Regions from separate parts of the Homo sapiens genome. Here region 2 is linked to region 1. The links are chromatin loops, found by intact Hi-C in ENCODE. Cell type or tissue: mammary epithelial cell. All regions are shown on one strand.

Region 1 (8,000 bases):
GAGGCGGAGGTTGCAGTGAGCAGAGATTGCGCCACTGCACCCCAGCCTGGGCGACAGAGCAAGACTGTCTCAAAACAAAAACAAAAACAAAAACAAAAAACAGAAAGAAAAAGGACACCTCTCATTAAAATATGAGCTCCTTAAAGACAAGGATTTTATGCCTTTCTTACCCATCTTTGTATTCCAGTGCCTGACACAGTGCACATCAGATAATATATACTGACATCTTGCATGCATTAGTTGGCTAGGAAAATTTTTTTTTAATGTAATAAACGGCTGGGCACAGCGCCTCACACCTGTAATCCTAGCACTTTGGGAGGCCAAGGCAGGCAGATCACATGAGGTCAGGAGTTCGAGACCAGCCTGGCCAACATGGTGAAAACCTGCCTCTGCTAAAAATATAAAAATTAGCCGGGCATGGTGGCTCACCCCTGTAATCCCAGCACTTTGGGAAGCCAAGGCAAGTGGATCACCTGAGGTCAGGAGTTCAAGACCAGCCTGGCCAACATAGTGAAACCCTGTCTCTACTAAAAATACAAAAATTAGTGGGGCATGGTGGCACTCACCTGTAATCCCTGCAACTCGAGAGGCTGAGATGTGGTGGCACATGCCTGTAATCCTAGCTACTCAGGAGGCTGAGGCAGGAGAATTGCCTGAACCCGAGAGGCGGAGGTTGCAGTGAGCCAAGATCACGCCACTGCACTCCAGCCTGGACAATAGAGCAAGACTCTGTCTCAAAAAAAAAAAAAAAATATATATATATATATATAATAAATATATAAATTAGCTGGGCATTTTCGCACAGACCTGTAATTCCAGCTACTTGGGAGGCTAAGGCACAAGAATCACTTCAATCTGGGAGGCTGAGGTTGCAGTGAGCCGAAATCGCACTACTGCACTCCAGCCTGGGTGACGGAGTGAAACTCTTGTCTCAAAAAATAATAATAATGGCCAGGCGAAGTGCCTCACGCCTGTAATCACAGCACTTTGGGAGGCCAATGTGGGTGAATTACCTGAGGTAGGGAGTTTGAGAGCAGCCTGACCAACATGGAGAAACCCCGTCTCTACCAAAAATGCAAAATTAGCCGGGCGTGGTGGCACATGCCTATAATCCTAGCTACTTGGGAGGCTGAGGCAGGAGAATCCCTTGAATCCAGGAGACAGAGGTTGTGGTGAGCCGAGAGATCAAGCCATTGCACTCCAGCCTGGGCAACAAGAGCTAAACTCTGTCTCAAAATAATAATAATAATAATAAATATATAAATATAATTTTAAAAAATTAATGGACATTTTCAAGGTTCTTACAGGTTTATCGCTAATCAGAACTTTAGTTTACAATTTTTGCATTTGACCTAAAATGAGTTTGGAAGTTATAGTGGTCACATTGGTTGATATGCCAGCCCTGTCCTTATGACAATAAAAATGAATAAGCTTAATAGCTGTTTCTGTGTTCCACTGGTGGCAAATTGGACCCTAATCATAAATTTCTGCCTTCTTTCTAAAGAGAATTTTAACAATTGTCCTGGGTTGTCTCAAATATTTATTTGGCTTATGACAGATCTTCCAAAAATAATTTCAAATTATTATATGCCTCTGAAGGTATGAAAACTGCAAATACTGGCCAGGCGCGGTGGCTTATGCCTGTAATCCCAGCACTTTGGGAGGATGAAGCGGGTGGATCACAAGGTCAGGAGTTTGAGACCAGTCTGGACAGCATGGTGAAACCCCGTCTCTACTAAAAATACAAAAAATTAGCCGGGCATGGTGGTGCACGCCTGTAGTCCTAGCTACTTGGGAGGCTGAGGCAGGAGAATCGATTGAACCCAGGAGGCAGAGGTTGCAGTGAGCTGAAATCACACCACTGCACTCCAACCTGGGTGACAGAGCGAGACTCCATCTCAAAAAAAAAAGAAAAGAAAAGAAAGAAAATTGTAAATACCATAATAATATTTTTTAAACTCCAATTATGGTTTACAGGAGTATATATATACATATATGTAAGTGTGTACACACACACACACGTACCTTGAATGCTTTTTCTCTTGAAAGTTTATGTAAAGAATATTTATTGTGGCCGGACGCGGTGGCTCCTGCCTGTAATCCCAGCATTTTGGGAGGTCGAGGTGGGTGGATCACAAGGTCAGGAGTTTGAGACCAGCCTGGCCAATATGGTGAAACCTCGTCTCTACTAAAAATACAAAAAAATTAGCCGGGCATGGTGGCACGTGCCTGTAATCCCAGCTACTTGGGAGGCTGAGGCAGGAGAATTGCTTGAATCCGGGAGGCAGAGGTTGCAGTGAGCCGAGATCACGCCACTGCACTCCAGCCTGGGTAACAGGGCAAGATTCCATCTCAAAAAAAAAAAAAATTTTATTGTAATACAGGGATGGAATAATAAACGCAAATGTGCAAGCAATGCAGGAATTACAGTACTTAGGATACACCGTTCAGGTAAAAAAGTACCTAGAAGTTGCAGAGCTACTGAGTTAATGTAGCCAGACTTCCTCTGCTCTCAAAGTATAGGTCAAGAAGTAATCTGGGTAAGTTTTTTAGGAAGGGTAGCTACAAAATTCTTTTTTAAAATTTTTTATTACTTTTTAATTTTTCTTTGATAATCCTATTGCAATAAACAAAATTCTCAAAGAAAAATCGGAATTCCATAGTCTTTTTTTTTAAAGCAACCACCTGCTATTTTTGAACAACCAAGTGCATTCCGAAGGTTCTTTTGTCCAGTTTGTTGCTTGAACATGTCATTATGGATGGCCCTACCCAGGCCCAATAGCTCATGTATGGGTTACTTTTAACTACTACTACCTAAATTGCCCAAGTGAATTTTTCAACGTGAAAAAGGAAAGAAGGAAATACAAGAAGTAATTTATAATATATCAATTTGTATTACAAGAGATTGAATTACATCATGCTAGGAAAATATCTGCGGATTTTGTTTTGTTTTGTTTTTGTTTGTTTTTTTTGAGAAGGAGTTTTGCTCTTGTTGCCCAGGCTAGAGTGCAATGGCACGATCTTGGCTCACCACAACCTCCACCTCCCGGGTTCAAGCGATTCTCCTGCCTCAGCCTTCCGAGTAGCTGGGATTACAGGCATGAGCCTGCATGCCCGGCTAATTTTGTATTTTTAGTAGAGATGGGGTTTCTCCATAGTTGGTTAGGCTGGTCTCAAACTCCCGACCTCAGGTAATTCACCCACCTTGGCCTCCCAAAGTGCTAGGATTACAGGCGTGAGCCACCACACCCTGCCCTGAGTATTTTTTAATGACTACAATGCTATGTTGAACTCATAAGTAGTTTTCAAACATTTTGAAGTTGAAAGCTAACTACTTTCTTATAATGTATGTCTCGCTGTAGAATTATCCCTAACGCTTGAATTTTTATTCCTTTAGCAAACATTTAATGATCATCACTATGTGCCAGATAGTGAAATCATTTCAGAACTTGAGGGGCTCAAGCCTCTCTAATTCATTTCTATATAATTCTATTTTATTTGCTCCTTTTTCTTCCGTAGAATGTGTTGCCTTCTTTTGAGATTTATTGTCAGCCACTTTAGAATTTAATATTCTTGGAATGGAGGATAAATTATATATAAAGGATTGTAGAAGAGGACAAATCTTGCTTGATTATGAAGGACATTGCTAGCAATTTAGTCATGTTTGTAATGACAAACTAATGATTGTTTTTAAAATAAAGGCAGATACCCTCATCAGCGGCTGGTACCAACCACATGAAAACATGTTTGCCAAACCCAGGAAAGAGCTGATGATTATTATTAAGCATAGGGTTTGGTTCCTCTTTTTCTCACAACAAAACAAGTACAGTGTTTTAATAATTTGTTTAAATCTCTTTGAAGTTCAAATAGCAAGCCGTCAGAGCAAGGCAGATAAGTTTACACTCGAAGGTATAGCCTGGATTATGCCATCTAAGTTACCCCAATCCTCCAACAAGTGTCGACAGCTGCCAGAAAAAGTTATTTATTACTTAATCAAAATTAACTTTTCAAATTTCTGGACATAAAAGCTTAAAGAATTATCAAAAACTTATTCTTAGAGTATCCTGAACTTATAGAAATCTTGTTTTATAATAGTATCTTATGACATTTGAACAGCATGATTTTATTTATTTATTTATATTTATATATTTATTTATTTTTGAGACAGAGTTTTGCTCTTGTTGCCCAGGCTGGAGTGCAATGGCATGATCTTGGCTCACTGTAAGCTCTGCCTCCCAGGTCCAAGCGATTCTCCTGCCTCAGCCTCCCGAGTAGCTGGGACTACAGGCGCGCACCCCTAATTTTTGCGCCCTGCTAATTTTTGTGTTTTTAATAGAGACAGGGTTTCACCGTGTTGGCCAGGCTGGTCTCAAACTCCTGACCTCTGGTGATTCGCCCGCCTCGGCCTCCCAAAGTGCTGGGATTACAGGCATGAGCCACTGCACCCGGCCAGCATGCTTTTAAAAAATAAAATTACCAGTAACAAAAATAATTTTTCGTTAAGAAGAATATTGAAAAACTAGAATGAGTTCACAGTAGGGTAAATCAGGACAATGAGGAAGGATGGAAACCATAGCATAAAAGCAATAATAGAAGGAAGGCTGTGTTTCGATTGAGTAAGAGGGCAATCTTTGACTATCTGAAGGATTGTCCTTAGTAGAGGGATGGACTTGTTTTATCCTTTGGAACAAAATTAGTCTTGAAAATCAAAAGAATGATGCTAAACATGATAAAATTTCCCAGACATACAAATAGTCCAAGGATGGTTCAGGATACTTCCAAAGGCAGCTCCTCATCACTAAACAAACAGATAAAATCAAGATAATGCTTTTAAAAATTCATTCAATGAATTGCATTACTTACAATATGAAGCTAGCTAACCTCTCTGAACTCCTGTTGAATTTTATGAATCTTTGATTGCACGGAATAGACTAGTGATACCATCAATAATGTCTCAAGGTCATGAGGTGTTTACATCACTGTGGCCACAGAATAAAGTGTGAGAAATAAAAGAAAAAAAAAGTAAGTACCAGGGACTTAACCATGTATGGCAAGGGGATCAGATCTAATCTGGAGGTAAGAGAAGGCTTCTTTGAGGAAGTGACATTGAGATATTAGTAGGATTCGATGGAGAAGTGGGAGAGAGGGAAAGAGTGTTGAACCAGTGGCAACTTCAGGAACAACGGGTGTTAGAAAAAGACAAGACTAAGAGAAAAAAATGTGTCTTTGACTAAATAAAAGTCAGAATAAAAGATTGCAAATGAGTCCTGTTTGAGGGAAAAGATGGTATCAGGTGTTGGAGACAGAGATTTAAGCCCTGTGAATTTGGAAGTTACATCGGAGTTGGACGTAATTGCATGCCAAAAGCATACCTCAGAGATGAACCCCTATAATTAGGTTACAAATGGTTTAATCAATGTATGTTTCTTCTACCAAAATTTAGTTTTCTAAATGTCAATAAGAAGTTGATCCCCACCGCTATCCCCAGGCCAGGTGCAATGTCTCAGGCTTGTAATCTCAACACTTTGGGAGGCCAAGGAAGAGAATCGCTTGAGACCAGGGGTTTGAGGTTGCAGTGACCTATGATAGCACCACCACACTTCAGCCTGGGTGACAGAGCAAGACTCTGTTTCAAAAAAAAAAAAAAAAAAGAAAAAAAAAAGAAGAAGAAGAAGTGGAAGAAGAAGAAGGAGAAGGAGAAGAAGAAGAAAGAAAAAAAGAAGCTGATCCCCCAGACATAGAGTTCACTTCCTGGAAAACCCACTGTTCTAACTATTCAAGGCATCACTAAAGGCAAGCATGCTACATCATCAACAGATGATGAACAAGTGAATGAGTGGACACATAATAGTCAAAGAGACATGCTGCATTGCCATTTCTAAAAGCTTTGGTGATAAAATATTGAGGAATCTGGAAGAACTTACTTATTGATTTAATTTTTTTTAGTGACAACATCTCACCCTGTCACCCAGGCTGGACTGCAGTGGCACAATCATAGCTCACTGCAGCCTCTAATTCCTCGGCTCAAGTGGTCCTTCTGACTTAGCCTCCAGAATAGCTGGGACTAAAGGCATGCACCACCACACCCAGCTAATTATTATTATATTTTTTTGTAGAGATGGGATCTTGCTATGTTGCCCAGGCTGGTTTCCAACTCCTGGCCTCAAGCAACCCTCCCACCTCAGCCTCCCAAAGTCTTCGGATTACAAGTGTGAGCCACCATGCCTGGCCAGGAGAACTTAATATATTGCTGACAGTTAATTTAAAAACTTTCAGCCAGGCATGGTGGCTCACACCTGTAATCCCAGCACTTTGGGAGGCCAAGGCAGGCAGATCACTAGAGTTCAGGTGTTCAAGACCAGCCTGGGCAACATGACAAAATGCCATCTCTACAAAAAATCCAAAAATTATCTGGGTGTGGTGGCACATGCCTGTAGTCCCAGCTACTCAGGAGGCTGAGGTGAGAGGATGGTTTGAGCCCACGAGTGCAAGGCCAGCTTGGGCAACATGGCGACACCCTGTCTCAAAAATTAAATATTTATATCAAATAATGTTTTTAGCATGGAGTGAGGGAACTCAAAGGACTTGAAAGATTAATAAATTTAACTACATAAAAATATAAAATTTGTAAAATAGGAGAAAATACCATATAAAGACCAAAAAGTCAAACTATTAAAAAAAAAAAACAAAAACACTGCAAGATAAGGGGATAATTTCTTTGTTGTTGTTGTTGTTTGAGACAGAGTCTTGCTCTGTCGCCCAGGCTGGAGTACAGTGGTGTGACCTCGGCTCACTGCAGCCTCTGCCTCCCAGCCTCAAGTGACCCTTCCACCTCAGCCTCTGGAGTAGCTGGGACTACAGGTGTGTCCCACCATGCCAGGCTAATTTTTGTATATTTTGTAGAAACAGGTTTTCCCATGCTGACTAGGCTGGTCCTGAAATCCTGGGGCTCAAGCAATCCTCCTGCCTCGGCCTCCCAAATGCTGGGATTACAGTTGTGAGCCACCACACCAGACCCAATACTTTCTTAATATCAGTAAAGTAGAAGTGATAAAGTATCAGTGAAATTAGTTTACCCAAAAGAATGTAAATGGAAATAAACATGTAAGAAGATCTGGACTTTATTCATAATAGTTTTGGCCAGGCGCAGTGGCTCACACCTGTAATCCCAGCACTTTCGGAGGCTGAGGCAGGCAGATCACGAGGTCAAGAGATCGAGACTATCCTGGCCAACATGGTGAAACCCCGTCTCCACTAAAAATACAAAAATTAGCTGGGCGTGGTGGTACACGCCTGTAGTCCCAGCTACTTGGGAGGCTGAGGCAGGAGAATTGCTTGAACCCAGGAGGCAGAGGTTGTAGTGAGCTGAGATTACACCACTGCACTCCAGCCTGGAGACAGAGTAAGACTCTGTCTCAAAAAAAAAAAAAAAAAGAAGATGCTGAACTTTATTCATAATAGTTTTAGAATAATAAAATTGTTTCTAAACTTTGTAACTTAATGCATTATTATTGTTATTATTGGGTTTTTTTGAGATGGAGTCTTGCTCTGTCTCCCAGGCTGGAGTGCAGTGGCACCATCTCGGCTCACTGCAAGCTCCCCCTCCCGGGTTCCTCAGCCTCCCAAGTAGCCAGGACTACAGGTGCCCACCACCACGCCTGGCTAATTTTTGTATTTTGTTTAATAGAGACGGGTTTCACCATGTTAGCCAGGATGGTCTCAATCTCCTGACCTCATGATCCACCCACCTTGGCCTCCCAAAGTGCCGGGATTATAGGTGTGAGCCACCGCACCTGGCCACTTAATGCATTATTTTAATGTAAATTGAATTGACCACTTTTTAAATGATGGAACACCTAAATGGAATTCTATACCACTGTTACAGAGAATAAGTCTGCTTTATATATGCTGACATAGAAAGATAGTCACAACATATTAAATGGATAAAAAGCAATTTGCAGGCAGGGCACGGTGGCTCATACCTGTAATCCCAGCACTTT
Region 2 (8,000 bases), 800 kb after region 1:
TCTCCTGACCTCGTGATCTGCCTGCCTCAGCCTCCCAAAGTGCTGGGATTACAGGCGTGAGCCACCACGCCCGGCCCCAAAATTTTTAAATAATGATAATATACAGTGTCGGAAAGTGTGTAGAGGTAGAAGTGTGAATTGCTGTGAACTTTGAGAACGTGGATTGGCAGTCTGTATTAAGATCTAAAATGCATACAGTGCTTGGGCCCAGCAGTCTCACAGAAGCCATAGGTGATTGTATGTCAGTTCCCAAATACCACTCGTTAGAGAGAAGCACTGTTTAACATCTAGTATCTCATTTAGACCCTGTTTGAGCATAGATCATATGTGTGTGGAACATAAAAGTAATCGAAGTATGCTCATTCTTTTTTTAACATATCTTTCCAGGCTTCTATATAGTTAAATAAATAATGCTCCTTGACATTTATGTATTTATTTATTTAGATGGAGTCTATTTCTGTCGCCCAGGTTGGAGTTCAGTGGTGTGATCTCAGCTCACTGCAACCTCTGCCTTTCGGGTTCAAGCAATTCTCCTGCCTTAGCCTCTCAAGCTGGGACTATAGGCATGCACCACCATTCCCGGCTAATTTTTGTATTTTTAGTAGAGACGGGGTTTCGTCATGTTGGCCAGGCTGGTCTCGAACTCCTGACCTCAGGTGATCTGCCCGCCTCAGCCTCCCAAAGTGCTGGGATTACAGGTGTGAGTCACCACGCCAGGCTGCTCCGTGACATTTAAATAAAATCATATTTTAAAGTCCAGTTGTAAGCCTATACATCCCCCTTATCACTTATCTCTAATTCACTTCTAGACCTGGTTTGAACTTTGGATTTAGTGCTTTCAAAGTGTGATTTTTTTAAAAAAATTATTTTTCTGTTGCCGTATATTTCAGCTCTTCTCGGTCTTGAAAAGATTTGTGAGCCTTTTTGACAAAAGGTGGTGCTCATTTTCTATTTCGGTGGCTCCAGTAAAGGGAGCTGCTCTCTCATCGGATGATTATTGCCCCCAGAAGTGGTCCTACCATAGCTTTACTGGTCAGTTAGCCAGAATTTACACATTTACTCTGAGGCTTACAAAAATACTGTGTTCATAAAAAGCCCTCCTTCACATTTTGTGAAACAGTTGCATGGTGATTTGGGATATTTTAAGTTTACCATCACCTCTCTGTCCTCTGCAAAAATAAAAATTGTGGAATGTAAAACAACTCTGTTGCACAAAAAGGGGAACTTGGTGTAGGAAAAAATAACTAGAAATGATAACTACGAGACACTGCACTCCCAAATTGAAGATTTAAAAAAATTCCTGATCGTAAATAAGAAAAATTATGGAGACATTTATCCACTGCATATCTGATGACTAAACGCTTGGTATACCCCAGCCATTGTTAGGTGCCAGGGTACAAAGTTCCTGCCCTCAGCGGGTTGACACACTTGTGGGGGAGAAAGGCAACAAAAGCTTAAGCAAGTAAATGCATAATTTTACAGGGTGATATGTGCTAAAAACTAAATAAAGCAAGGTGGAGGAATAACAAGACTGGCGGGGGTGCTGGCTGGGGTGGCTATTTGAGAAATGAGGGCCAGGCATGGCCTTTCAGAGGAGATGATGTTGGAGCTGAATCCCAAGTGGTCAGAAGGAGCAAGGTGGGAAAATATTTGAGCAAGATGGGAAAATATTTCAGTTCCTGGGTCAAAAGTAACAGTAAGTGTAAAGATCTTGAGATGGGGGCTGGGCACTGTGGCTCACACCTGTAATCCCAGCTGTTTGGGAGGCCAAGGTGGGCAGATCATGAGGTCAGGAGTTCGAGACCAGCTTGACCAATATGGTGAAAACCTGTCTCTACTAAAAATACAAAAATTAGCTGGGTGTGGTGGCAGGCGCTTGTAATCCCAGCTACTCAGGAGGCTGAGGCAGGAGAATTGCTTGAACCCGGGAGGCGGAGGTTGCAGTGAACCGAGATTGTGCCACTGCACTGCAGCCTAGGCGACAGAGCGAGACTCTGTCTCAAAAAAAAAAAAAAAAAGATCTTGAGATGAGAATGAACTGGGTTTTTGTGAAAATGGCAAATGGCATTTTGGGTACTGCAAGCCTTTGCGGCTCGGAACTGTGCTGTGCACTGTGGGACTGTGTGGCTCAATGCGGGACGGTTAGCATCCCTAGTCACTGTCATTACAAAAACAGTCACACATTCTAGACACCCACTGCCCGCCCCAACGCCAAGGGGGCAGTACTGCCTTCAACCAGGACCCCAAAAGACTCCAGTGTGGCAGTTGTTGGGGAGGGGGAATGTGAGAGGGGCAGTGGAGAGGGAGTCAGCAAGCAGGTTCTCTGAGCCCTGGTGAGAAGTCTGGATTTTATTTTAAGCCGCCTGAGTGATGTGATTTCATACATGTTTTTAAAAGATCACTCTGGTTATTCCTTGCAGACAGTGGAAGAGTGAGCCAAGTTAGGAGGCTATTGCAGTAGTTCAGGTAAGAGATGATGGTGGCTTAGACTGAGAGAGAATCTACTTGAGGGTAAGAAGTGATCTGATTCAGGGTATATGTTGAAAGATTTGCTAATTAATTAAATATGGGAGGCAAAAGAAGGTGGAGAAATCAGGATGGCTCCTAGGTTTCTTATAAGGAGCTAGGAAGAATGTAAAGAAATCATATGATAAGGAGATATAAAAAGGAATAAAATAATATTTCACACTTAAATTTAGGAGACGAAATATTTGCTTATTTGAATTTGAAAATTCTTGTGGATACCAATATTGATACTTTGTCTGAAAAATAATTTTAAGATGAGTCTCCTGGCCAGGCGGGGTGGCTCATGCCTGTAATCCCAGCACTTTGGGAGGCTGAGTCAGGTGGATCACCTGAGGTCAGGAGTTTGAGACCAGCCTGACCAACATGGTGAAACCCCATCTCTACTAAAAATGCAAAAATTAGCCGGGTATGGTGGTGCACACCTGTAATCCTAGCTACTCGGGAGGTTGAGGCACAAGAATCACTTGAACCTGGGAGGTAGAGGTTGCAGTGAGCCAAGATCGTGCCACTGCAAGCCAGCCTGGGCGACAGAACAAGACTCCATCTGGGAAAAAAAAAAAAGATGAGTCTGCCAAAATGTTTCTCATTTGGAAGGGATTCATGACTTTGCCAGAAAAACAAGCAGCATTCTATAGTTATAATGCTCTATGATGTAATTTACTGGACCTAAGTTGGCTACCTTTCATGATGCATATTAAGTGTGGAGCCATATTTCTTAGTTTCTGTTATAAAGCTAAACTGTTAAGTCATTTTTATTCCTATAAAGTCAAACAAACTAGCCATGGATACTTTTTAACATTCTGTGAAACCAACTTTATCCAGTTTCTGAAATGGATGCCAGTTCTTTTTTTTTTTTTTTGAGATGGAGTCTTGCTCTGTCCCCCAGGCTGGAGTGCAGTGGTACGATCTCTGATCACTGCAACCTCCGCCTCCCGGGTTCACGCCATTCTTCTGCCTCAGCCTCTTGAGTAGCTGGGACTACAGGCGCCTGCCACCACGCCTGGCTAATTTTTTGTATTTTTAGTAGAGACGGGGTTTCACTGTGTTGGCCAGGATGGTCTTGATCTCCTGACCTGGTGATCCACCCACCTCGGCCTCCCAAAGTGCTGGGATTACAGGCCTGAGCCACTGTGCCTGGCTGGATGCCAGTACTTTTTAAACCAAAGTTAAAATAATTATTTATAGGAAGCAGTTGTGCACTGTAGATTAGGAACATGGAGACTGGGGCATAAATATATTCTTGAGCTAGAATTAAAGTAAAACATGTGACTGATGGAAATAACAGCTCTCCCTGTGCCCTACCATGGAACTTGGTAAGCCTTTGTTAACTCACTGGCACTGCTAGATCATGCTATGGTCCCCGAGGGCCAGGGAGGCAAGTGTGCTAGTCCAAGTAAAAAGCTGATATGATCTTTGTATGAACAGAAACACTGTTTGTAATGTGATGATAACGTTGGTTTCTTGCTCCTGGGATATTGTGTTCTAGGTAAAGTGGTCCAGAGACCAATGGGTGGCAGATACAGGGATACAGAGGTCAACTTAATATAAAAAAAGACCTTCTCTAATGTCTAAGAGCAGAGTGAAAGTGAGCAGGCCATCTGAGGAGAGAGAGACTTCCCTGTTGGCTCATCATGATGCTTAAGCAGAGCCAAAAAGCTACTTGGTAGGGATGTCAAGGAAGTGAGTCAGGTGTTTTCAGCACCGCGACTCTGTCATTGTGTGCCTCTCTCCTTAATACCTCAGAATTAGAATAAAGTCTTGATAACAGTAGTGGCACCAGTCCTGTGGTTTGTTTTGCGATGACTGTGTGGTTGTTAAACTTTCTAAGTGAAACACCATAGTGTCGGGAGCAATGCCGACAAGCCTGGCCACCTTTGGTCTACAGCAGATATTGCAAGCTGATATCCCGTGGCCACAGTCAGGCTTGGTGATTGATAAACATTTTGATTTAGGGAGCTGCTTTTTTCAAGAAACAGAATCACATAAACAGGATTTCAGGCCAGTCTCAAAAAACTGGAAGATTTCACAGAGCCTTGGGCCCACATTTCTGTGTGGCATCAGAGGGCTAGAGGTGAATGAGTCCTCCTCTCCTCTCCTCTCCCCCTCCTCCCCTCCATTCCCCTCCCCTCCCCTTCCCCGCTCCCCTCCTTTATTTTTTTTTTTTATGAGACGGAGTCTCACTGTGTCACCCAGGCTGGAGTGCAGTGGTGTGGTCTCAGTTCATTGCAACCTCCATCTCCCAGGTTCAAGCCATTCTCCTGCCTCAGCCTCCTGAGTAGCTGGGATTACAGGTGCATGCCACCATGCCTGGCTAATTTTATATTTTTAGTAGAGATGGGCTTTCACCATGTTGGCCAGGCTGGTCTTGAACTTGTGACCTCAGGTGATCCGCCTGCCTCGGCCTCCCAAAGTGCCGGGATTACAGGCATGAGCCACCATGCGTGGCTTTTTTTTTTTTTTTTTTTTTTTTTTTTTTGAGACAGGGTCTCTTGCGCTGTCACCTAGGCTGGAGTGCAGTGAGACAAACACAGCTCACTGCAGCCTAGACCTGCTGGGTTTAAGTGATCCTTACATCTCAGCCTCCTGAGTACCTGGGACTACAGGTGTGCATCACCACACCTGGCTAATTTTTAAATTTATTGTAGAGACAACACTTCACTATATTGGCTGGCCTGGTCTCAAATTCCTTGCCTCAAGCGATCTTCTGCCTTTACATCCCAAAGTGCTGGAATTACAGGCATGAACCTTCACCTTTCTTTTAGAAAGAGCGTGAATCTCTAATTCACCAGAGTCCCCACCATTCCATCTCATCTGAGTTATCTCACTATCTCTGTTCTTCCCTCATTTACATCATCTGTCACTTACCTGTTGACATGTGAGTTTTGACTTTTGATTGAGATGCTGACACCCTCCTTCCCTTCTAGGAAAGGAAAATAAAGGGGGAAGGAAGGTGGAGAGGGACAAAGGAGAGGCGTGTGGAGGATGATAGCGCAGGACTTGCATTCTCAGTTCTGCCTCTTAAATCTTGGAACCTATTTCTTCATCTAACAGTATAGGACTGATGTTTATTTTTGTATTAGATCATATATATAGGAGTACCTGGCATATAACTTTGTCCAAAGTACACATTCTTTAGCTGGTGCTCCTCTGTGTTCCCCTGTAAAGACTGAGGCAACTATAATGTTCCACTGTTCTGTGATTATTGATTTTCAGGTCTGTTTCCTCCACCAGATTATGTGTGTCTTACTCAACTTTGTATCACCAAGCACCTACGTGGCATTTTTTCTTTTTTGAAGGTAGGGACCATGGCTTTCTCTTTCTTTACTGGACACTGTATAGATGTCATGCAGGTCTGAACGTCACACTGTTAAATAATTACTTAACAACTGACCAGAACTAAGGCTGTGGTCTAGAGCTCCAAACCAGAAGCAAAAAGGAATGGTGCTGGGCTGGGGCACTTTCCTCTAACATCACCCAAACCCAGAAAACGAGGATCGTAAGCCCCTTCATGGGCCAAATGCAGGGCTGGGGCCCTTGGGCTAACCCTTTAGTGCCTCTGGCTGCATCACTGTCAGAGTAAGGTAACCAGCAAGGGGCTGCAGGGAACAACCAGCCAGGTCCAGACATGGACAAACATAATTGGAAGGAAGACAGGAAATGGACAGGTCCTGTCCAGTGTAGATAAAATGACAGCAGCTAAGGCAGGTTGAGGGGCAGAGGAGAGGCTGGGGGATCGGTATTGTAGCAATGCAGGAGTCCTGTCCTGAGTGGCTGCTCAGGGTATTGACATGCCATTTTGATAAATACATGAATTAATGAGTGAGTTTCGAGAGTAGGGGGAGAGAGAATAACTGGGCATCCCCTTCTGTAGATCCTCAGTCTTCTAGTCTTATCTCTCTAGAAGGATATTCACCCATACTCACCTTGTCCACTTTGTGCCAGAGTTGAACATTCTTAAGAAATTAAGAAGGTGATTCTTTGCCAACCATATTCCAGTTCTTTATTTAGGAGCTATATTATCAGCTTTGCTTATGGCTCCAGAAGTGGCCATTAATACCTGGAGCTAAAACACTGTTTTGGTTTAGCATGACTCTAGTTTTCACTGAATATTTAGTATTTTTAAGTTAGGTTTTTTTGTTGTTGTTGTTTTTGTTTTTGTTTTGTTTGAGACAGTGTCTCGCTCTGTTGCCCAGACTGGATTGCAGTGGTGTGATTTCAGCTCACTGCAGCCTACACTGCCTGGGTTCAAGAAATTCTTGTGCCCCAGCCACCTGAGTAGCTGGGATTACAGGCATGCGCCACCACACCTGGTTGATTTTTGTATTTTTAGTAGAGACAGGGTTTTGCCGTGTTTGCCAGGCTGGTCTTGAACTCCTGGCCTCAAGTGATCAGCCTGCCTCGGCCTTTCAAAGTGCTGGGATTACAGGCATGAGCCACCGCACCTGGCCTAAGGTTAATTGTTTTTATAAGCAAATTATTTTGCTTTTGTGACCCAAAGCAGTACTCTCAGATACTTAGTGTAGCAATTTATTACTCAGATATATAACTTTTTACAAAGAGAATCATAGCAGAAAAGAACAAGGTAACGTGTTGTAGGGCATATGTTCTGAAGGAGCACTTGACCTTATCTTCTGACATCATGTAAAGATTTTGGCATTTAGTGTCATCATGTGCAACCATTGTTACTTTTTGCTACTGTATCATAATAATACTTAGTCGTATCAGTTTGATTAAATGCCTCCTTTGTATGGTTCCCAGCAGCATGGCTGTAGAAAGTATTCTCAAATTTATCAGGAGACCCAAGTTTTAATTCGGATTCCCTTTGTAAAAAGGCCTCCATTACTGGAGGCCAAATATAAAAACTTTTTTTTTTTTGAGACAGAGTCTCCTTCTGTCTCCTAGGCTGGAGTGCAGTGGCGCGATCTCAGTTCACTGCAACCTCCGCCTCCCAGGTTCAAGCGATTCTCCTGCCTCAGTCTCCCAAGTAGCTGGGATTACAGGCACGCATCACCATGCCTGGTTAATTTTTGGTGTTTTTAGTAGGGACAGGGTTTTGCTATGTTGGCCAAGCTGGTCTCGGACTCCTGAGCTTAGGCAATCCGCCTGCCTTGGCCTCCCAAAGTGCTGAGATTACAGGCGTGAGCCACCGTGCCTGGCCAAATATATAAAGTTTAAAAATAGCTCGCTTGTGTTCATTGCCTACCACATACTGGGTATTGTGCTAGATATTTAATATGCCAGATAGCATATGCCTCATTAGCCTATGAAGTAGAGGCTTTTATTATTATTTCCACTTACATAGATGAGAAAATTGCAGCACAGATAAATTAATTTGTCTAGCGATGGAACCAAAATCTCAGTCAGGCAGTGTGACTTCAAAGCTTGTATTGATAGAAGTTCTCCAAGTGCTTTAAATATATTAACTCATTCAGACTCACCAAGCTGTGCATTTTTAGTTTATAGAGTTGATATCA

Evidence for each region. A loop is a pair of places that touch in the nucleus more often than their neighbours do. Peaks named below come from ENCODE experiments on the same cell type or tissue, not always from the same donor. Only the 100,000 strongest peaks of a DNase experiment are listed, where the experiment ranks them.
Region 2: it touches region 1 in a loop (14-fold over the local background); 2 of 110 quality-filtered maps call a loop at or near these places.

The regions. Positions count from the first base shown.
Region 1 is chr12:31,327,651-31,335,650 of GRCh38, forward strand. No RefSeq gene overlaps it. Among named protein-coding and RNA genes, the nearest start is that of SINHCAF, 5.5 kb to the left of the region's middle. In mammary epithelial cell, no CTCF peak of the experiment used is centred here; no DNase peak of the experiment used is centred here; H3K27me3 peaks cover 471 bases.
Region 2 is chr12:32,130,415-32,138,414 of GRCh38, forward strand. All of the region lies in intron 1 of BICD1 (BICD cargo adaptor 1), which reads left to right. Among named protein-coding and RNA genes, the nearest start is that of BICD1-AS1, 27 kb to the left of the region's middle. RefSeq lists enhancers at 1,593-2,094, 3,876-4,035, 4,046-4,105. In mammary epithelial cell, no CTCF peak of the experiment used is centred here; a DNase peak (open chromatin) is centred at 4,207.